Linked DNA regions of Homo sapiens: region 2 is linked to region 1. The links are chromatin loops, found by intact Hi-C in ENCODE. Cell type or tissue: ascending aorta. All regions are shown on one strand. Each heading gives the region's core, and the rest is flanking DNA. Links, peaks and the distances in the headings are about the cores only. Region 1 overlaps RAB3IL1 (RAB3A interacting protein like 1). Region 2 has its middle 15 kb from the start of INCENP.

What was found. Peaks named below come from ENCODE experiments on the same cell type or tissue, not always from the same donor. Only the 100,000 strongest peaks of a DNase experiment are listed, where the experiment ranks them.
Region 2: a loop joins it to region 1, with 7 times the contacts of the local background. A loop is called at or near these places in 68 of 110 quality-filtered maps.

What each region holds. Positions count from the first base shown.
Region 1 is chr11:61,892,849-61,904,345 of GRCh38, forward strand. RAB3IL1 (RAB3A interacting protein like 1) reads right to left here. Exons shown (of 10, transcript NM_013401.4): 8 at 9,594-9,693; 9 at 6,466-6,532; 10 at 4,453-5,512. The coding sequence ends at 5,430. Among named protein-coding and RNA genes, the nearest start is that of FADS3, 7.1 kb to the left of the region's middle. RefSeq lists a silencer at 6,171-6,220 and enhancers at 6,571-6,620, 6,588-7,559, 6,671-6,740. In ascending aorta, for the core only: a CTCF peak has its summit at 6,435 (motif pointing right); a DNase peak (open chromatin) is centred at 6,453; H3K27ac peaks cover 984 bases.
Region 2 is chr11:62,103,537-62,115,033 of GRCh38, forward strand. No RefSeq gene overlaps it. Among named protein-coding and RNA genes, the nearest start is that of INCENP, 15 kb to the right of the region's middle. RefSeq lists an enhancer at 1-40. In ascending aorta, for the core only: a CTCF peak has its summit at 4,648 (motif pointing left); no DNase peak of the experiment used is centred there.

The sequences.
Region 1 (11,497 bases), core at 5,341-7,840:
AAATGCACTTAGAAAACCCTAAGTATATTTCTCTGATATGCTAATATTTTGTCTTGGTCTAAAGAGGACCAGTATCCCCAGAAGGGCAGAGGGGGCGAGTTCTCCCTGGTACCAGGAGCTCCTGCCTTTGCTTGTCAGGACATCCAGCAAGGCCCATGATGTCATCAGGCACCGGGGCTGCCTGGGCCCTCTCCACTGAGGCACCCACTGACCATATCCTGGAACCCCAACCTGGCACATGTGTGTGGGGGTGCAAGAGCATGGCTGGTGGCCCTGGCCCAAGGGGGCTGCAGGCACCCCTACCCCGTACCATGTTCACACAGCACAGGAATGGAGAAGGCAGATTCTTGAAGGAATGCATCCCCTGCACCAAAATCCACTGAAGGCATGGACCTGGCCCTGGCCCCACCTTCAGCAGCCCTGAGTGGTCAGATGTGGCCATCCTAGGGGCTTCTTCCTTGGAGCCAGCCCTGGCCTGGTCTCAGCCCCTGTGTGTGAGGTGGTTGGGGGTTGTGATAGGTTAGAACCTCCACTTTCCCCAGCTGCCCCCAGAAGAGATGGGGAAGATGAAGGGGGGGCCACAGAATCATGCAAGAGCCGTGAGTGAGGGCAGGGATCACAGCCCTATTGGCCAAGTCCTCCTCGAAGGGATCACTGTGGAGGCCAGGCGGAGCTCCTCAGAATGCTCCTCAGGAAAGAGGGGCTGCACACAAATGGGCAACACACACACGAAAAGGTGCTCAGCATTGCTAATCATCAGAGAGCTGCAAATGAAACCACAATGAAATACTGTCTCACACTTGTTAGGAGGGCTCCTATAAAAAAGAAAAAGGCCTGGAATCCCACCACTTTGGGAGGCCGAGGCAGGAGGATTGCTTGAGCCCTGGAGTTCAAGACCAGCCTCGGCAACATAGCAGGAACCCCGTCTTTAATAAATAAATACATAAATGAAAAAATCATGCCAGGCATGGTGGTTCACGCCTGTAATCCCAGCACTTTGGGAGGATCTCTTGAGCCTAGGGGTTCGAGACCAGCCTGGGCAACATGACAAAACCCTATTTCTACAAAAAAAAAAAAAAAAAAACTAGCAGGGCATGGTGGTGCGTGCGCCTGTAGTCCCAGCTACTTAGGAGGCTGAGGTAGGAGGATCGCTTGAGCCTGGGAAGCAGAGGTTGTAGTGCCCCAAGATCATGCCATTGTACTCCAGCCTGGGCTACAGAGGGAGACCTGGTCTCAAAAAATCAAATCACACGTGTTGGCAATGATGCAGAACCCTTGTGCATTGTGGGTAAGAATGTGAAGTGCTATAGCCAACTATAGAAAAGAGTATGAAAATGGCTTTAAAATGCCTATGATTCAGCAATTCCATTTCTGGGCATATACCCAAAAGAACCGAAAGCAGAGTCTTGAGGAGATATTTGTACATCTATTTTCTTAGCAGCATTATTCACAATGGCCAAGAGGTCATTGTGAGGCAGCACAACTGTCCATCCACAGACACTGGATAAACAAAACGTGGTCAGGCCAGGCGCGGTGGCTCACACCTGTAATCCCAGCACTTTGGGAGGCTGAGGCGGGCGGATCACCTGAGATCAGGAGTTTGAGACCATCATGGCCAACATGGAGAAACCCTGTCTCTACTAAAAATACAAAAATTAGCCAGGCATGGTGGCGCATGCCTGTAATCCCAGCTACTCAGGAGGCTGAGGCAGGAGAAAGGCTTGAACCCAGGAGGTGGAGGTTGCGGTGAGCCGAGATCGCACCATTGCACTCCAGCCTGGAGTAATAATTAATTATAATATAATAAAATTAAAAATAAAAAATAAAACGTGGTCTATGCATACAATGGAATATTATTCAGTCTTAAAAAGGAAGGAAATCCTGTCACATGCTACAACAGATGGACACTGAGGACATGAAGTGAAAGAAGCCAGTAATGAGAGGACAAATACTGCATCATCCACTTAAATGAGGGCCCTCGTGCAGTGAAATTCATAGAAAGTAGAATGGGGGTTGCCTGGGGCTGGGAGGAGGTGGAAATAGAGGGTTGATTAATGGGTACAGAGTCTCAGTTTTGTGAAATGAAAATGTTCTGGAGATGTTTCGGAACACTGTAAATGGACTTAGCACTACTGAACTATACACTTAAAAATGGTTAAGGGAGGGCCAGGCACAGTGGCTCACACCTGTAATCCCAGCACTGTGGGAGGCTGAGGCGGGCGGATCACTTGAGGTCAGGAGTTCAAGACCAGCCTGGCCAACATGGTAAAACCCCGTCTCTACTGAAAAAAAAAAAAAAATTCACACACAAAAAATTAGCTGGGCATAGGGGCTCATGCCTGTAGACCCAGCTACTTGAGAGGCTGGGGCAGGAGAATTGCTTCAACCCGGGAGGCGGAGATTGCAGTAAGCCTAGATTGCGCCACCGCACTCCAGCCTGGGTGACAGAGTGAGACTCCGTCTCAAAACAAAACAAAACAAAAACAACAATTAAAAAAAAAGAGTTAAGGTAGTACAAGTTATGGGTTTTTTACCGTAATAAAATGAAAAAGGCAAGGAGGCTGCGAAAGCCATTTAGTCCTATATTTCCAACTCACAGATGAGGAAACTGAAGCCCAGAGAGGAGCGACTTTGCCCAGGTGCACAGCCCCGGCAGGAGTTCCATCAGGACAGTCTTGGCAGACTGGAAAGCATCCTGCAGGAGTGAAGCACGCCAGTGCGCAGCTGGTCTCGGCTCAGCGCCTCCACCCTCAGAGGCCAGAGTCGTTGCTAGGTTTGAAGAGGGGGCCAAAGAGGGTTAAAATGTTCACATGTGCCAGGGGTACTCAGAGAGGCCCAAGTGGGTTATCTAGAAAATCCATTTAAGAGGAACAACTCCCTCGTGGCTGATGTCGGCTAACCCTCCCCAGCCACCTTTAAGCACATTGCAGGTGTCTAGGAAAGGGAATCCAGGATGCTGGTTCATACTGTGGGCTCCAGGGCTGGCCTCATGATTCCTATCCCGGGGCCATCATTTCCTCTGTGGCACTTCTGTGTGCCTCATTCTACTCATCTGCAAAATGGGAGAATAGTACTCTATAAGGTTGCTGTGAGGATGAAATGAATTAGATCATTTAAAGGGTTTAGAATCATGCCTGGCACAGTCAGTGCTCAGCTATTATCTCTCGTTGGGAGATACTGAGAGTGTATGTCCATCCTCCAGGCATTTCAGTTCTCTGTTTATGACCCCACTTGGGGTCTGACAGCAGGCTATGCCATTGCAGGGGCAGGCAGCGCGGGTCTGGGGTATGGGACCCTCTGCCTGGCCCCTGGAGTGTGGTCTGGTGTCTCCTAGGTCTTCAGTGTTGCTGGGCCAGGAGCACAGAAGCTGGGGGTAGGGTGGACAGCTCCAGGGCCCAGACCTCCAACTTCCTTTGGCCCCCCAGCTGACCCAGGACTGACAGAGAGGAGAGAAAGCGACTGCCACGCAAGAGAGGCTGTGGGGATCACAGCAGTGAACACAGCCTCTTGCGCCCTTTTCTGACATCCTCCTTTGCCTGCCTGCTTTCCTCTCTTCCATCTGATGCCCTGTGCGTGTTCCTGGTATGTTTTTGATTGCCAGTCTTCCCCCTGGACATTCTCAGCTCAAGCACAGGTGTCCCCAGCATGGGTGGAGGGCTTCCTGTGGTCCTGGCCAGTCCACAGCTAGCCTGACCTACCAGCTGAGTGGCACCAAGGCCTCAGGCCAATACGGAAGTCCCCACAAGGTGTCACCAGCCCAGTAGATACTGACCCGACTCAGAAGCTGCTATGCTCTCCACCACCCCAAGAAGGCATCTATTGGCCTGGGCCCACATCCCTACAGGTGGGGAGGGGCTCAGCCACCACAAGACACCTTCCCAGCCCCACTCTGGGTCCTCAGAGGTCCTGGCCACCCCCACCTCTTCCAACTGTGACTGCTGCCCCTTGCTGAGAGCTCGTCTAAGACCTGGGCTTCCATGGTCCCCGCCTGTGCTTCCAGCAGACATCACCAATCAATCCTGCCACTGTCCCACTGAGCAACAGGCAGCCTCGATGCTTTGCCTCTGAGCTGCAGGCTTCTGTGAGACTGGAGGTAACCATTGCTGGATGCAAGGAGACCCAGGGGAGGACCTGGCCAAGGTGCCACAGTGAGGCAGTGGGAGAGCCAGCCTTGGTGCCGTTCTTCCCAACAGCAGGCCACCAGCCACGGGGAGAGGGAGGCCTGGCTCATCCCCCAGTAACCCACAGCCCTCTGAATACTAAGGGAGGACTCAAATAGTCCTCCCCACAGCAAGTAAGTGGTGATGGCGGAGGTGGGGTGGCTTCAGGATTTGGGTTTAATCCCAAGCACGAGGGCGGGCAGGGAAAGGATTTGGTTTCATTCCTTCAGATGCCCAAGCCTTGGCCAGAGCCCCAGGGTGCAGGAGTGAGGGCGCGTGGCCACCCAGCCTGTACCAACAAAGCCTGCCTTTATTAAATAGAGATCGCGTTACATTCCATCCAAAGAAGGAAATCCGGACGTGGTGAGGGATGCGTCCAGGTGGGAGCTCCGAACGCTGGTCCTGAGTGGGCTCTGATGGGTGGGAGGGCCCAGGTCCTGCCTGCCCACCCAGGCCCCACATGCCAGGGCGCGTGTCTGCATGGCCACCCACAGCTGAAAACAGGCGTGGGTGATCTGAAGCCCTGTCTGTGTTCTACTGTGGCAGAAAGTGCCCCAGTCCTTCCAGCGGTTTTGGGAGCAGGGCCTCCAGGAGCACAGGGCTGAGACGGGGTGGGAGGGAAGGTGACAAGGGAGGCCTTTATGAAGGGGGAGGGAGGAAGGGGGAAAGGAAGGGAGGAAGCGGGGGAGGGGTCTTGACTCATCTTAACAAGGCTTTGGGGCAATTCTGTGCTATGGAGGCCCTGCCAGCCCCTCCTAGTAGTCCAATAGGGAGGCCACCGGGAACAAGGCACAGGATGGCCACAAGGGGGTGCTGCTGGCCCAGGGCTTGGCAGCTGGGGTGGAGGGTACCCTGGAGATCCAGCCACCCAGAACAGTCCCTTTCTGAAGACAAGCCAGCAACAAGGCACCTGCAGGCAGTTCTGGGGACTGGGGAGGGGGCGCTGGCTGCCTCAGGTGTCCCCTCCCAAGGGCTGAGGCCCCCCGAGTATGGATCCGAGCTCCCTGGTCTTTGGTGCTTTCTTGAAATCCTCCTGGTGGTGGCAGAACCCAGTGGGGAAGAGAGGGGGGTCTTGCCGTGAAGTCCAGGCCCGTCTGTCCCAGGATGGACGTGTGGTGCTGGCTCAGTGCTGCCTCCATGGCCTGTCTGTCCATCCATTCTGCCTCTGGCTCAGGGCTGGCTCCAGGCCCCCGTCTCCCTGTGTGTCGGCTTGTTCTGGGGTGGGTGTTTGCTCTGTCTCAGAGCTCCCCTTCAGGCCTGGGCCGCGCCCTAAGCCTCCTGGGGGAAGAAGCCGAGCTTGGCCAGTGACATCTCCTTCCGCAACCTCATGATCTCCCAGAACATGGGCTCTGCTGCAGGCAGAGAGAGGGTGAACAGGTCGGGGACAGCTCAGGGTCACCTCGGGCAGATGGCCAGGTCCCCTCCTGTGGCTTTGGACAGAGCAGCTGGCACAGCACCCTAGGGTCCCCGGCCCCCAAAACAGATGACCTCAGTGAGTGGCTGGACCTCTCTGAGGCTCCACTCTTGAGCCTTGGAAACTGCTGAGTGCCGACCACACCCGAGGGATCTGTTTGCACTACACTGACGGCCACCCCCACAGCCCGACGCAGACAAGCAGGTACACGCTGTCACATGCCACAGCGGTGGTCCAGACCTGGGAACTACATTAGACAAGGCACAGATGCCTCCCTGGGGTCTCACAAGGACCCTGCGCAGTGAGGCGGGGACCACAGCGGCCATCCAGGGACCTAGCAGGTGTCAACACCCAGCATGCCTTGGCCTTGGCCTCCAAGAGGACTTGACCCCCAGGATGGAGAGGAGATAGCTCCTTACTCAGAGGGTCGGGCCAGACTGGTTCAGGAGAAGACTCAGCAGCGAGCAAAGGTTGGTGGAGGAGCGGGGAGCCAGGCCTTGCAGAATGGGCTGTGGGGGGAGGGGGTGGAGGGAGGCCCTGTCCAGCATGGAGTGGAGTGGGAGCAAAGGCTGGAGGTGGGTGACCCTGTGTTCAGGTGACCAGGAGGAGGGGCCACCACCTCCAGGGCCAGGGAGAGATTCACAGGGGTGGCCCCCTTGTGCGGGGCCGGGAGAGGTTTGGGGACAGGAGAAAGACCAGCCGGACGGACTCAGGTACAGAGCTCAGCACCCAGGAAGTTTGTGAACGCTTTACTAAACCACAACCCTCCCCGCTCCCCAGCCTCCTAGCTGAGTCTTGCCTCCACTAGGGGCAGGTGGGCCCAGAGGGCACTTCCCCATCCAGCCCCACTCCCGTGTGCGATCCCTGCACCGGCCACCAGGGGGCGCTCACCGTCCTGCCGCACCAGGCCTTGCTGGATGTAGCGGATGTAGGTGAAGAAGTTGCACACTGCGGTGATCTGTGGGCAGAGGTGGGGACGGTGTGACCTGCCAGCCCCACGCTGGGGGTCCCCTGACAGGCGGATCTGAGTCCAGAGCAGGAGGCCCCAGGTCCCTGCAGAGCCAGGCAGTGCTCCCTGACTCAGCTGGGACTGGGCTTTCAAGTAGTAATCAACAACAGCATGACTAGCCCTGCTGTAATAGCAGCAGCAGCAGCAGCAGCCATTTCATCAAGCGCCTGCAGCGAACGGAGCAGACGCGCTTATTATTCCATCTTACATGGGGGAAAGCGGAGCCACCCGGGGAAAGCCGCTGACATCCATCACGGAGATGGCGGAGCTAATGAACCAGCATGCAGCAGAGCTGTGAGATGAACCGGGCAGGCTGTCCCGGAGTCTACACTCGCCCTCTCACAGGCCGGCTTGCTCCAGATGCTGGAGTTTTGGGCCAGCCAGGCCTCAGTCCAGTGCTACTGATAACACTGGGAAAGGAAAGGGGGTCAGAAGCCGCTCACCTGGGCTGCCCGGGGCCCCTGGGGCCTCAGGCCTGCTCCATGCCAGGCCCCGGGGACCCTGTGTTGGCTCAGACACTGCTATGAGGACTCACACCACGGAGAGGGTACTGTTGGTGCCTGGCCCAGGGCCCCTTCCCAGGCCCGGGCCCCATCTCCCAGCTGCTGAGAGTGGGGGCACTAATGGCTCAGAGGTGCCCCCCTCTGTACTCACTCCTCCTGTAGACCTCAGCCGATGACTGACTTGTGTGGAGATAGAAAGGACAGTCCCCTTGCCTCAGGGTGGAATCAACTCTGCTAAGAGCCCGGTGGATGGGGCTGAAGCTGGGCTGTAGCTAAGGCCACATCCTGGCTGGACTCCCCCGTCCCTTCCCTCATTCTCCTGGGAGCTGCACACAATCTCCAGGTGAGGCTCTGCCTCTTCGGAACCCAGCCTAAGACAGGGTGGAAGGTAGCCGGCGGCTGTGCCCGCCCGCAACAGCCCCTACTGAATGTCCAACACTCCTGGGGAGGGACATCAAGTGAGAGGGGCACCCGCAGGCTGGGGAGTGGAGAAGCTTCGGGGAGGGGCGGGACGGTGGTGGCCTGGCAAAGATAGGGAGGTGCGAGAGAGCGGGGCGAGGTCGGGGGACCAGCCCGTCGTGGCAGGGACACCGCTGCACAGGGAGGGTTGAGGAGAGGCTGCGGCAGGAGGGTGGGGCAGGGCAGAGCTCAGGACAGGAGCAGGGACAGTGGATGCCCACAGAGGCTCATGAGCAGGGAGTAGCAGGGAGGGGGCTTTCCCTCTCCAGGGAGTGTGCTAGGGAGAAAACACTTCTCCCTGTGGACCCCACATGTCTTGGTCTTTCAGGGCAGGGACCACATCCTAAAACTTCAGACCCTCCTCACCTCATCTCCCACCCCCAGCTTCATCCAGTGCAGCAGGACACCCAGGCCAGGGACTTAAAGTGCTAGAGGTGACATTGTTGAGCACGGGAACATCTTTTGTGGGGCCTGCTGTTGAGCCATGGTTGGGCCTGGAAAGCGGTGATGGAGATAAGTGGCCACTGAACAAGGCTCAGTGGGCACAAATCCACAGGGTAGGGGCTGCAGTGGACTCAGAGCCAGGATCCCAGGTCTCGGTGTGTGGCCCTGAACACACCCCTTTCCTCTGCCAAGGCTCAGCCTCCCTTTTGGTAAATGGGTGCTCAGCACACCGCTGGGAGGACTCACGCTCGGATGCCTTGTGGAGTTCATCAAGGACAGTATAGTCTGCTGCCAGCAAAGGGACCATTTGTCCCCTTTAGACCTGCTCCCCTGCGAGGAGCCTCTAGCAGGCCTGAGATGGTTCCTCAAGCTGTGTCACTGGAAACGTGTTTCCAAACATGTTCTCTTGTTCCCCTCAATCCTCTTAAGAGTCAACAGAGGGACAGAGGAAGAGGAATCCCTGTCCTCAATCCCCAGCTTGGTGAGAACCCCTGTCCTGGTCTGGGTCACTCGGCAGGGGAGGGTGGGAGCTGGGATTCCTAGAGGCCCCTTGGCACTCACGGCCGACTTAAGGCTGGTGCACCAGACGCACCGCTGAACCTTTTCCAAAGCTTCGGCCAGCACCTGAGTCTGGGCGTCAGGAGCCCCGCACTCTAACTGGAACTCTAGCATCACTCCTGGATTAGGTGACATTGAATGACAGAGGGGGGCGATGTCATCCCATGACATTTCATACATAAGGCTGCATCTCAGCCGACTGGAGAGTGGCCCTCCTGATGGCTCTGAAGTCAGCTGCCCTGTGCAACAAGGCCCTGTGGCAGGGGACTGCGGGTGTCCTCTAGAAGCTGAGGGTGTCCCCTTGCCAGCAGCCAGCAAGAAAATAGGGGCCTCAGTCCTTCAAACACAAGGAACTGAATGCTGCCAACAATGTGAGTTTTGAGGAGGACCCTGACTTCCAGAAAGGAACACAGTCTGCTGACAGCTTACTGCGACCTTGCAAGTCCCTGAGCAGAGAATCCAGTAAGTAAGTAGTGCTTAGACTCCAACATGGGGAACTGCGCTATTTTAAGCTACCAGGTTGATAGTAATTTGTTACACCGTAATAGCAAACCACTGCCCTTGGCTTGGCTGTGTGGCCCGAGTCAGTCTCTGCGCCTCTCTGAGCCTGTACCCTGCTCTGTAAATCAAGATGTAAGGCTGGGCGTGGTGGCTCACACCTATAATCCCAGCACTTTGGGAGGCCGAGGCAGGCAGATCACTTAAGGCCAGGAGTTCGAGTTCAGCCTGGCCAACGTGGTGAAACCCCATCTCTACTAAAAATACAAAATTAGCTGGGCGTGGTGGCACATGCCTGTAATCCCAGCTACTTGGGAAGCTGAGGCAGGAGAATTGCTAATGTCTGCCTGGGAGGCAGACATTGCAGTGAACTGAGATTGTGCCACTGCACTCCAGCCTGGGTGACAAAGACTCTGTCTCAAAAAATAAATAAATAAAATAAGTAAATCAAGGTGTAGTGCTATTCATACTCCCAGGCCCAGGGCCCAGTGTCCCAGCACCCAGGTGGCCCCAAAGGAGTCAAGTAACGCTTGCAAAGGCTGACTCACCCTGGCCCGGGAAGATGGCGAGATGTAGTAATGGCTTTTGGAGTCCCCGAGCCGGATTCGGTGGCGGCAGGTGCGGGTCAGCCCGCTCAGGGCACATGTGCTAGGGGAAAGCAAAATGGGTCACGGGGGCTGGCTGGGGCTTGCCCCTCTCCCTCACCCCTGCATACAGGGAAGATGCAGCAGCTGAGAGGATGCATGGGGAGGGGCAGGCCTCCCTTCCCCCACCCGGCTTCCAAAGGAACCCAGAGCCAGGCAGAGAAGGGAGCTGGCCCCAGCCATCCCTGGGACAGACCTCGAACTAAGCTGAGCTGTACCCCTAGAACCCTTGTTTTGCCCCTACTGGGCAAGAGAGCTTGGTTAATCTCATGCCAGGTGTACAAAGTCCCACCCTCTGCAGGCTCTGCATATGCCTCTCCCTCTACTTCTGGGGACTCAGACCAGGCACTCCTCCCCCAACTAGGCCAGAGTTGAGGTCTGGCTGCCTCCCGCTTCCCAACATCCAGCAGCTCCCCTGCTTCATCCATGCAGGCCTTCTGACCCCACTAACCCCCATGGTTCTCAGCCGCATGCCAACCAACCCCGTCTAAGAGCCTTCTCCCATGCCCTCTTCTCTCCTCCCCCCAGTCCTGCATGACGTCGCTCAGCATCTTCAGCCACCCACATGAAGGGTCTCCACAGGCCCTGAGCAACCCCCATCTGGGCCCCACTCCCCAAACCTGCTCTTCACTGGCCATCATCTGCTCGGCTCTCTCCTCCTCACCCTCTGCTTGGTCACCAAGTCCCCAGGCCAGGGCACAGCAGCAGTACTTTTGGCCTGCATCCCCTTGGCTCCTTCTGGCCAGCTCTCTGCCTCATCGCTCTCTTTCTTCTCCACATCAGAGCCAGGGCTCCTCCAAAAACCCACATCTAACCCATCATCTTTCTCTCTTGCTTTCCTAATTCCCAAGAAATGGGGAGAATCCCAAATAAATGAAGGTTTAAAAAGCTCCTTGGCTGCGGACTTATCAGAGCATTTGTTGCCTCCTGGTTCACTGGGACTCTCTGATGGACCAGAGAGCCTCTTTTCAGGTGGCAGCTATTGATGACTTTTTTTTTTTTTTGAGACAGGGTCTCACTCTGTCACCCAGACTGGAGTGCAGTGGTGCAATCTCAGCTCACCACAACCTCCGTCTCCCAGGCTCAAGCAATTCTCCTGACTCAGCCTCCCGAGCAGCTGAGATTACAGGCGTGTGCCACCACACCCGGCTAACTTTTATATCTTTAGTAGAGATGGGGTTTTCTCCATGTTGGCCAGGTTGGTCTCAAACTCCTGACCTCAAGTGATCCACCCGCCTCAACCTCCCAGAGTGCTGGGATTACAGGTGTGAGCCACTGCACCCGGCCTATTGATGACTTTTGCCGCACTGGCTGGTGGGTTAAAGCCCAAACCTGTGAAGGCTCTTTATACTCTGGCCCCAACAGCCTCTGCAGCCTCCACCCCAATTCCCTGTCCCCCCACTGCTTAGCCAGATGCCCCAGTGGTGCTTCCGTTAATACTCCAGCTTCTCACACCTTTGCACATTCCGTTCCCTCTGCCTGAAATGCCCTTCCCTGCTTGGCAAACTTCTATTCATCCTTCAAAACCTGGCTCAAATGCTCCCTCTCCGTGATGAGCCTCCCACCAGGGCACCAGCCATCCCCAGCCAGGCTCTTGGCTGCCAAGGTGAAATCCTCCCCAATTTCTGCCCCTTGCTCCACCCTGGCTATTTTGTTCTGCTGCTCCCCTGCTCAATGCCAGGTGAGTAGCTGGAGGACAAATGCCAGGGCTACTGCGTCGTTATTTATTGGCAGGGGCACAGCCAGCAACTGATAATCATGGTTCAAGAAAAGAAGGGGAGGGCACAGAGCAGACCAGTCAGGAAGAG
Region 2 (11,497 bases), core at 3,575-6,074, 210 kb after region 1:
TAAAATTCCTGTCTCCCTAAAATTTATAAAACCAAACCATAACCCAACAACCTTGGGCACATTCTCAGGACTTTTTGAGACTGTTCCCCAAGCCATGGTCACTCGTATTGGCTCAGAATAAACCTCTTTTAATATTTTAGTGTTTGGTTTTTCTGTTAACACTCTGCATACAACAACTGGGTCTCCCACAATTTAATTCAATTTGACACTACCCAGAGTTAGGGGAGACCCCACAGGTTAGGAGCTTACTTCCCACAAGACTGTTCCCCCTTCAGATGATGACACAAGTAGTGGGTCCCCAGGTGACCCACAGTTCCGTCTGACATGGCTATAAATCAAGGGTTCCCCTAAGCCCCCTTCATGTTCAATAATTTGCTATAACAGCTCAGACAACTCAGGGAAACACTTTACTTATGTTTACCTGTTTATTATAAAGGATACAAATGAACGGTGAGATGAAGAGGTACACAGGGCAGAGGTCTCTGGAAGGGTCCCAAATGCAGGAGTGTTTGTCCCTGTGGAGTTTGGAGTGTGTCAACCTCCTGGTTCGTGGATGCATTCACCAACCTGGAAGCTCTTTGAACCCCATCTCCATCATTTAGGGTTTTTATGGCAGCTTCATTACATAGGCATGATTAAGGAAAACACTGATCGTGAGTGATTCACTACATCTCCAGCCCCTCTCCCTCCCCTGAAAGTCATGGGGTGGAACTGAAAGCTTTAACCCTTTAATCACGTCTTGATCTTCCTAGTGATGGTATGATGTGGCTGTGTCCCCACCCAAATTTCATCTTGAATTGTAGTTTCCACAATCCCCACATGTCATGGGAGGGACCTGGTGGGAGATAATTTAATCCTGGTGGTGGTTACCCTCATGCTGTTCTCGCAATAGTGAGTTCTCACGAGCTCTGATGGTTTTATGAGGGGCTTCCCTCCCACCCCCTCGCTCTCATTCTTCTCCTTCCTGCCGCCATGTGAAGAAGGATGTGTTTGCTTCCCCTTCTGCCGTGACTATAAGTTTCATGAGGCCTCCCCAGCCCTGTGGAACTGTGAGTCGATTAAACCTCTTTCCTTTAGGCCAGGCATGGGGGCCGAGGCAGATGGATCACTTGAGGTCAGGAGTTCAAAACCAGCCTGGCCAACATGGCGAAACTCTGTCTCTACTAAAAATACAAAAAAATTAGCCAGGCATGGTGGCAGGTGCCTGTAATCCAGGCTACCTGGGAGGCTGAGGCAGGAGAATTGCTTGAACCTGGGAGGCAGAGGTTGCAGTGAGCCGAGATCGTACCACTGCACTCCAGCCTGGGTAAGAGAGGGAGACTCCATCTCAAAAACAAACAAACAAAAACCACCAGCAACAACAACAACAAAACACCTCTTTCCTTTATATAAGTTACCCAGTCTCAGGTATTTCTTCATAGCAGTGTGGGAATGAACTAATACAGGTGACTACTCACATGTGGCAAATGCAGACAAGGGCACTCTGTGCTATTGGGATGCTGAGGTGGGGGTGTGATAGGAGTTTGGCAGGACTTGTTTCCCAAGACATAGGTCACAAGGACCCCCCTGATAAAACAGGATGTGGTAAAGGAGCCAGCCAAAACCCCCCAAAACCAAGATGGTGATGAAAGCGACCCTTGGTCCTCTCACCGCTCATTATACACTAATCATAATCCATGATTTGTCCATGGTGAAGGAAACTCCCACCAGAAACACGACAGCTTACATACGCCATGGCAACATCCGGAAGTTACCCTATATGGTCTAAAAAGGGGAGGAACTCTCATTTCTGGGAATTCTCTGACCTTTTCCTGGAAAATTCATGAATAAGCCACCCTTGTTTAGCATGTGAGCAAGAAACAAACATAAAAATAGCAACCTGCAACTCTCACGGCTGCTCTTCCGATGGCATAGCCACTCTTACTCCTTTACTTTTAAAATAAACTTGCTTTCACTTTACTCTGTTAACTCTTGAATTCCTTCCTGTGCAAAGCCAAGAACTCACGTCGCCTCCTGGGCTGAACTCCAATGTGGGGGTTCACCCTGTGACAGGTGGATGGGCTGGAGTCCAGGAGTTCGGGTCCAGCCTAAGCAACATAGTGAGACCCCCCATCTCTATTTTTTTCTCAGACAGTATAAGAGACAGATGAAGCAAAGTGCATAAATGGCTGTGAGGAGCATGTGGTTTGTCAAAGCTGGAACTTTATTTACAAACAAGTTCCAGCATTATCTGAGTGGGTGCTGCTAACAATTATAGCGTGTTCTTTCAAACTGCAGACTGGGATTAGACGGTTTGCCAAAAAGCCACTGAGTACATCAAAGCGAGAATTCTGAATTCTCCATTTATCTTCAGATTTATCACTCCCTCCCTCTGTGCCCTTCTCTGCATCTGCTGTATGTGAGTATGGAGAGTCCACACAATTCAGTCTGTACCAGTGGTCTAGGTTTTCAACTACATCTCATTGGTCAAGCATGTTTGCATTCACAGAAGGAACCCTACCCCCATTTTTGTTTTCCTGTTTTATTTTTAGTACATTTTAGGCCTTAAGAATGTAGGGTTTTTTTGTTTGTTTTTTTTTCCTATGAGACGGGAGTCTTGCTCCATAACCCAGGCTGGAATGCAGTGGCATGATCTCGGCTCACTGCAACCTCCCCGTCCCGGGTTCAAGCGATTCTCCTGCCTCAGCCTCCCATGTAGCTAGGAATACAGGCATGCACCACCATGCCTGGCTAATTTTTTTTTTAATTTTTTTTTTAATTTTTAGTAGAGACGGGGTTTCACCATGTTGGCCAGACTTGTTTTGAACTCCTGACCTCAGGTGATCCGCCCACCTTGGCCTCTCAAAATGCTGGGATTACAGGCATGAACAACCATGCCTCACCAATAGTGTTTTATCATACAGAAATAGAAATTACAAATCTCTCAGGAAGTTCTTTGGAAGTGCAGCTTTAAAGACATACTTTTTGACCCCCACTGTTTTCTTTTGCCCAGCTTGGATATGTGTTCTGCCTTCATTGTCTCTTCAAGGAGGCATTCACAGGCAGCAGAGCTCTTTTGTGGAGGAACTTTTATAACATTGTCAGTTGCTTTAAGCAGACGTTCTCAAGGCTGATCTGTAGGCTGGATCCAGTGGCTGACAAGGATTTTACTGATTTGTACAATACGAGAAAAATAAGAACAATGCAATGAGTTTTTCATAAAGGAATTTTTTTTTTTTTGAGATGGAGTTTCACTCTTGTCGCCCAGGCTGGAGTGCAGTGGTGCAATCTTGGCTCACTGCAAACTCTACCTCCTGGGTTCAAGTGATTCTCCTGCCTCAGCCTCCTGAGTAGCTGGGATTATGGGTGCCCACCACCATGCCTAGCTAATTTTTGTATTTTTAGTATTGATAGGGTTTCACCATGTTGGCCAGGCTGGTCTCTAATTCCTGACGTCAGGTGATCCGCCCGCCTCGGCCTCCCAAAGTGCTGGGATTACAGGTGTGAACCACCGTGCCTGGCCTCATAAAGGAATTTATTTGTGTCACTTTGACGTATTCTGAGATTGCATGCCCTCTTCTTTTTGAGTTTAAATGTCTTTTATAATAGTAGGATAATAAGAGATAGGTGTTAAAAAAAAACCCATACATATTTACTTAATAAAATTAACTCAATGCTTAAACGTATTTGCAAATTTTGCTACTCTGTGAAATCCAAAAGTCCAGAGAACTACCATTTTAATGAATGCAACTTGAGATTTAATGTGATACAATGGATTTAATAAGATTTAATTAAATTCCATTCTGATGAGAAAGTTTTAGATAATCCAGCTCTCCATATTCAGAAAAGTCAACCTACCAGCCCAATTTAATGCTTAGATCCACCACAGGGAAGCAGAAATCAGTCTGGATAATGAAGACCAGAGAGCCAGACTCTTAGACCTAAAGGAACTTCAGAGATCACGTCTCATCATACAGCTGAGAAAATAGACTTGATGGTTTGTATTCCTGGTCCTGCCATTTACTTGCCATTGCCTTGAGCTAGCTACTCACCACAACTGCAAAGGGTCCCTTCAGGTCTGAAATTCTGAAACTTAACAAGTAACATATTAAGAAAAAGAGATGAGGCCGGGCACGGTGGCTCACACCTGTAATCCCAGCACTTTGGGAGGCTGAGGCAGGCGGATCGCTTGAGGTCAGGAGTTCCAGAACAGCCTGGCCAACATGGTGAAACCTCGTCTCTACTAAAAATACAAAAAGTAGTCGGGCGTGGTGGCACATGCCAGTAATTCCAGCTACTTGGGAGGCTGAGGCAGGAGAATCGCTTGAACCTGGGAGGCGACAGTTGCAGTGAGGTGAGATTGCACCACTGCACTCCAGCCTGGGTGACAGAGTGAAACTGTCTGAAAGAAAAAAGAAAAAGAAAAAGAGATCCATCCTCATGGGTAAAGGGTAAAATCCAGGGAAATTCAAGCTGATGCAGAAAACAACAAAATACTCATTTTTTTATTGCCCCAAATGGCCACGATTCATAAGGCTTTATTGTAGCTTGGTATGGAGGGGAAAACCAGATTCCTTATCCCACCCACCTGCCTCTTGCTTTCCTAATAAAGGTGTCATGGTAGTTCAAGGCCTGCGGATCAGTGGATCCAAATGCGAACAGTTACTGCCCCCTAGTGGATTTACAGTATGGTGCTCATTTATAAATTCAGATTAAAGCTTGACTGCCCTGTTGCTGAAAGAATTCATCTTTGGCGGTGGAGGGACCTTAAGAAGCCACCTTCATTTTTATGTTTTAACATGTTTTAATGCCCTCATTCTGCAGATGGGGACACTGGTCCTCTAAGTCACGTAGGTGCCCCAGGGCTTTTTGTTCCAAGTCCGGGGCCCACGCCACTGCACCACAGTTTCATTAGGCTGCACGAGCTCCAGCTATTTCTGGAGTTGCTGGGGAACTACCATGACCCGTCCTTCTGTGGCAGGGAAAGCAAGATACCACCTCATGTTTGGTTTGCCTCCCACTGCGACTTTTGCTGTGGAGGACACCTCTGACACAGCTACGTGACCTAGTAAGGCACACAGGGAGAATGCCGTGTGATCATGAAGGCAGATTTTCAGCAAAACACCAGAGCCAGGCCAGTGTGGTGGCTCACGCCTATAACCCCAGCACTTTGGGAGGCGGAGGCTGGTGGATCACCTGAAGTCAGGAGTTCAAGACTAGCCTGACCAACATGGTGAAACCCCATGTACTAAAAATACAAACATTAGCTGGGTATGGTGGCGGCGCCTGTAATCCCAGCTATTTGGGAGGCTGAGGCAGGAGAATCATTTGAACCCAGGAGGTGGAGGTTGCAGTGAGCTGAAGATCGCACCATTGCACTCCAGCCTGGGCGACAAGAGTGAAACTCCATCTCAAAAAAAAAAAAAAACACAATAACAACAACAAAACACCAGAAGCCACGACAGCTGCACCAAACAGATTCACCCTCATGGCTCTCAGAAGGGGCTGACCCAACCAACACCCTGATCTCAGACTTCTGACTTCCACAATCGTGGGATTACACATTTCTGCGGTCTAAGCTGCTCCGTTTGTGACACTGTTACAGCAGCTCTAGCAAGTGAATACAGATTTTGCAGAGATTTATCCCTCAAACACTTTTCAGTGGTTACTTTGATTTTGCTGAACCAAATTAAGTTGACTTCCCCAAAGCAGCCAACGACTGGAAAACTTCAAATTGTAAGGATATGTGAACTTCGAATCTCCAGTCCAGTGACTCATCCTGAGCAGGAATTCCTTATACAATGTCTTTGTCAGCCAGGGTAAAAAAGGGTGCTGTGCCCTTACAAAGAAAGTATGACAAAGAAACAGAGAAAGCTGGACTGCCCACAGCCAGACAAACTATTCTGTAATAGAAGTTAGGCTTAGAATGCAATGAAGAATTAACGTGCTCGACTACCTTCAATACTTGGAGCTACAGAGAGGTGCTTCTGATGAAGCTGGAAATGAGGAAAACGGAAAACACAGTTGTCACCTGGGAGCTCAACTCTGAGATCACTTATAAGGGATCAGAGCAGAGACACGCAAGGTCACCTGAGCAAAGCAAAAGGAAAGTCAGAGAAGCAAATGTTGGCATTTCCTATCCAAGCGCTGTATAAGGGAGAATGAGTTTCAGTCACCAAACCTGAAGTATCTCCTGTTCTAAAGGACAGGTTCTCCTTTTAGGTGGAGATAGATGCAGGGAGTTATGGCTGGAGGACTTCATGTATTTCTGATTCCATCGGCAAGACTCTCTCTGATATAAATGGAATGCACTAAGCTGTCATAGTTTGATGCCATTAACCATTCCTCGAATTGGCCTTCTTCCTTCATGATCACATGGCGTTCTCCCTGTGTGCCTTACTAGGTCCTTGGCTGTGTCTGAGGCGTCCTCCATAGTTTGATGCCATTAATAATTCCTCTAATTGGTAAATATTCCTCTAAACTATTAGCAACCCCATGCTAACTCCGTGAGTACTGACAACCTTCAGATTATCCGTGGCTTCCATTGTGCCTTAGAGAGAGAACACACTGGATTGCCCCCAGGTTAACTGGCTACTCATGACAATAATTCTTCATACTAAACCCTCAATAAAAGCCTCTGGCCAGGTGCAGTGGTTCACGCCTAAAATCCCAGCACTTTGGTGGGCCAAGGCAGGAGGATTACTTGAGGCCAGTAGTTTGAGACCAGCCTGGGCAACATGGTGAGACCACATCTCTACAAAAAAGTAAAATATTACCTGGGTGTGATAGCATGTGCCTGTAGTTCCAGCTACTTGGGAGGCTGAGGCAGAGGACTGCTTGAGCTCCAGAGGTTGAGGCTGCAGTGAGCTATGATAATGCCACTGCACTCCAGCCTGGGTGCCAGATTGAGATCCTCTCTCTGGAAAAAAAAAAGGGGCTGATTATCATTTTCCTCATGTGCTCTGCTTATGAAAGAGACTGAACAATAATATGCACACAAACATTCTAGTCTGATGAAATTTTATTCTTTACTGCAAGTTGATAAAAGGCACTCTTTTATTCTTTTTTATTTTTATTTTTATTTATTTATTTTTTTTTTGAGACGGAGTCTTGCTCTGTCGCCCAGGCTGGAGTGCAGTGGCACGATCTTGGCTCCCTGCAAGCTCCGCCTCCCAGGTTCACGCCATTCTCCTGCCTCAGCCTCCCGAGTAGCTGGGACTACAGGCGCCCGCCACTATTCCCGGCTAATTTTTTGTATTTTTAGTAGAGACAGAGTTTCACCGCGTTAGCCAGGATGGTCTCGATCTCCTGACCTCGTGATCCACCCGCCTCAGCCTCCCAAAGTGCTGGGATTACAGGCGTGAGCCACCGCGCCCGGCAAAAGGCACTCTTTTATTAACCTTCCGTCTGCACATTTTTTAGTTGGTGTAAATGAGCCTCTCAGCCATCACCATCATCACAGGGCAACAACTAACAAGAGGGAGCCTTTGAGACTTCAACACACAGGCCCTCAAATAAAACACAGCATGGGTGACTTCTGCTATCATCTATGGTGGAGGAACCGGTACAGAATTAGCCTTCCCACCATAAACTACAGAAAAACTAGACAAAAAATATGAGGCAACTCTTCCAGGCACTGGATCACAGGAAGAGAAAGAGTGTAATTCTGGAAAGAATGGGGTTTGAGACCAGCTTGGCCAACGTGGTGAAACCCTGCCTCTACTAAAAGTACAAAAATTAGTCCCGTGTGGTGGCGGGCACCTGCAATCCCAGCTGGGAGGCTGAGGCTGAGGCAGGGAGACTCCTTCTCAGAAAAATAAAAAAAAAGTCCTGTGGAGCTGAGGAGGTGAAAGATGCCAGACGCAAGAGCAGACGGTAGGCTACATTATTATAAGTATCATTATTATTATTATTATTATTATTATTATTTTGAGATGGAGTTTCACTCTGTCGCCCAGGCTGGAGTACAGTGGCGCGATCTCGACTCACTGCAACCTCCGCCTCCCAGGTTCAAGCAATTCTCCTGCCTCGGCCTCCTGAGTAGCTGGGATTACAGGCGCCTGCCACCATGCCCAGCTAATTTTTGTATTTTTAGTAGAGATGGGGTTTCACCATGTTGGCCAAGCTGGTCTTGAACTCGTGACCTCAGGTGATCCGCCCGCCTCGGCCTCCCAAAGTGCTGGGATTACAGGCGTGAGCCACTGCGCCCGGCCTATTATCATCATTATTATTATTATTATTATTATTATTATTATTATTATTATTATTATTATATTTTGAGACGGAGTCTCACTCTGTTCCCCAGGCTGGAGTGCAGTGGTGCAATCTCGGCTCACTGCAACCTCTGCCTCCTAGGTTCAAGTGATTCTCCTGCCTCAGCCTCCCAAGTAACTGGGACTACAGGCGCGCCCGCCACCACGCCCGGCTAATTTTTGTATTTTTAGTGGGGACCGGGTTTCGCTAAGTTGGCCAGGTTGGTCTCCAACTCCTGATCTCAGGTGATCCACCCTCCTAGGCCTCCCAAAGTGCTGGGATTACAGGCGTGAGCCACTGCGCCCGGCCATAAGCATTATTTTAAAAGCAAACTAAACTATAATGCTTAGGGATGCTGCTTGGATGGTAATGCAATAATATGATTACCATATTTTTAATTTAAGGAGGGCGGGTATCGGGAGGGCTCAGGAGGCCTCTGGGAGGCTATGGAGCTTTATTACTTGCCCTGGGAGGTGGTTTTTCAGGAATGTTTTTGATAAAGTAATAAGCTGCTTAACTGTTTTGTGCACTTTTTAAAAGATGTGTTCTATATTTCGCAATACAAATGGATTTTTTTTTTTTTATAAAAAGAAAACTTCATTCGGGATAAGCTGGGGGTGTCCGAGAGGAGCCAGGACCCACTCCCAGGCACATCACCATCTGCAGCCCGACCCCCTCCTCAGGCCGGGTGAGCGGCCTCGCGGGTCACCAGACTCCCAGAACGACGGCTGCAGGCCCCAGAGTCCACGAGGGTGGGTACAAATCCCCTGGGCACAAACAGCCCGGGATGGACACCATCCAGCTCTGCACCCCCTCTTCCCGCACTCCCCTGGCAAACTCAGTAGCCTCGGACCGTCTGCGCCTGCGCGGACGACTGGGCTGCGCATGCGCCCTCTGCCCCGCAGGAGCTGTAACAGTAGCTGAAGTTTAAAGAGAGGCTGACTGTGGGGTTGGGACTTCAGTCCTGTGTCCCTTGGACTGCATTGTAGGTTCCTAAAGGGGCAAATATGTTCAGTTCTAGAAATGTTCCTTTTTTTTCTTTTTTCTTTTCTTTCTTTTTTTTTTTTCCCGAGATGGAGTCTTGCTCTGTCGCCAGGCCGAAATGCAATGGCGCGATCTCGGCTCACTGCAACCTCCGCCTCCCGGGTTCAAGCCATTCTCCTGTCTCAGCCTCCCGAGTATGAGTATCTGGGATTACAGGCGCGCGCCACCACGCCCGGCTAATTTCTGTATTTTTAGTAGAGACGGGGTTTCACCATGTTGGCCAGGATGGTCTCAACCTCTTGACCTCATGATCTGCCCACCTCGGCCTCCCAAAGTGCTGGGATTACAGGCATGAGCCACCATGCCCGTCCCCCTTTTTTTTCTTTAGACGTATTCTCCCACTGTCACCCAGGATGGAGTGCCGTGGTGCAATCTCGGTTCACTGCAGCCTCCCCCTCCTGGGTTCAAGCGATTCTCCTGCCTCAGCCTCCTGACTAGCTGGAATTACAGGTGCGCCAACACACCTGGCTAATTTTTGTATTTTTAGTAGAGACTTTCGCCATGTTGGTCGGGCTGGTCTCGAACTCCTAGCCTCAAGTGATTTGACGGCCTTGGCCTCCCAGAGTGCTGGGATTACAGGCGTGAGCCACTGCACCCTGCCAGTTCTAGAAGTGTTCTAGCGCTGGGGTTAGCAGACCTCTAAAGGGTGAGATAGTAACTATTTTAGATTTTGTAGGCCAAGAGACAAAATCCAGGACATTTAAGAGAGAAAAACAAAATTGCCACAATGTTTTAAATTGATGAAATTAAAAATATTATAATAGAGTACATATATTTTTAGTATAGGCCTACTAATGAGAAGTATGGAATTCTTTTTTGGGAGTGGGATATTGAGGATAATATTTTCCTTAATAGCGGCTCAAAGTTAGTGTTCTCTAGCTCTAAAACACAAATTGATTGTAATGTTCATCTGTTAATACAGATTTACTGTGAGATTTTACCCACTTCATTTTTGAAATGTCCTTTACTGCCAAAAACTGGTATGGGGCCCCCAGCATATGACTTCAATTGATCATATTCATCGCCAGGATAGGAGGGAGGCATTTACAGAATTCTATTTGATTCTTCTCTTGATAGTTGCCTTTTTGCAGGTCATCATATTGCAGATTAATCACTGCCAATAGAAGGTTAGGTGGAAGTGCAGTAGGAAGTGGAACTCCAGAGGTGGGGCTTGGACACCAGACCTAATTGAGGACTAGTTAAAACAGGCGTGGGGCAAAAGCACCACCCCATAAGACACACCCACCAGCAAAGGACATGAACAGACACTTCTCAAAAGAAGACATACCTGTGGCCAAAAATCATGAAAAAAAGCTGAATATCACTGATCATTAGTGAAATGCAAATGAAAACCACGATGAGCCATTCTCACACCAGTCAGAATGGCTATTATTAAAAAGTGAAAAAATAACCGATGCTGGTGAGGTTGTGGAGAAAAAGGAACGTTTTTACACTGTTGGTGGGAGTGTAAATTAGTTCAACCATTGTGGAAGACAGTGTGGGTGTGGCAATTCCTCAAAGACCTAGAGACAGAATTACCATCTGACCCAGCAATCCCATTACTGGATATATACCCAAAGGAATATAAATCATTCTGTTACAAAGACACATGCACATGTATGTTCACTGCAGCACTTTTCACAACAGCAGACATGGAATCAACCTAAATGCTCATCAATAACAGACTAAAGAAAATGCAGTACATATACACCATGGAATACTCTGTAGCCATAAAAAGGAACAAGGTCATGTCCTTTGCAGGGACATGGATGGAGCTGGAGGCCATTATCCTTAGCAAACTAACGCAGGAACAGACAACCAAATACTGCATATTCTCACTTGTAAGTGGGAGCTAAATGATAAGAACACATAGACACATGGAGGGGAACAACTCACACTGGGGCCTACCAGAGGACGGTGGGTGGGAGGAGGGAAAGGATCAGGAAAAATATCTAATAGATATTAGGCTTAATTCCTGGGTAATGAAATAATCTGTACATCTGTATTAGTCTGTTTTCACACTGCTATAAAGAAATACCCAACACTGGGTAATTTATAAAGGAAAGAGTTCCACATGGCTTGGGAGGCCTCAAGAAACTTACAATCATGACAGAAAGTGAAGGGGAATCAAGTAGCTTCTTCACAAGGTGGCAGAAGACAGAAGAGCGAAGGAAGAACTTCCAAACACTTATAAAACCATTAGATCAGGTGAGAACTCACT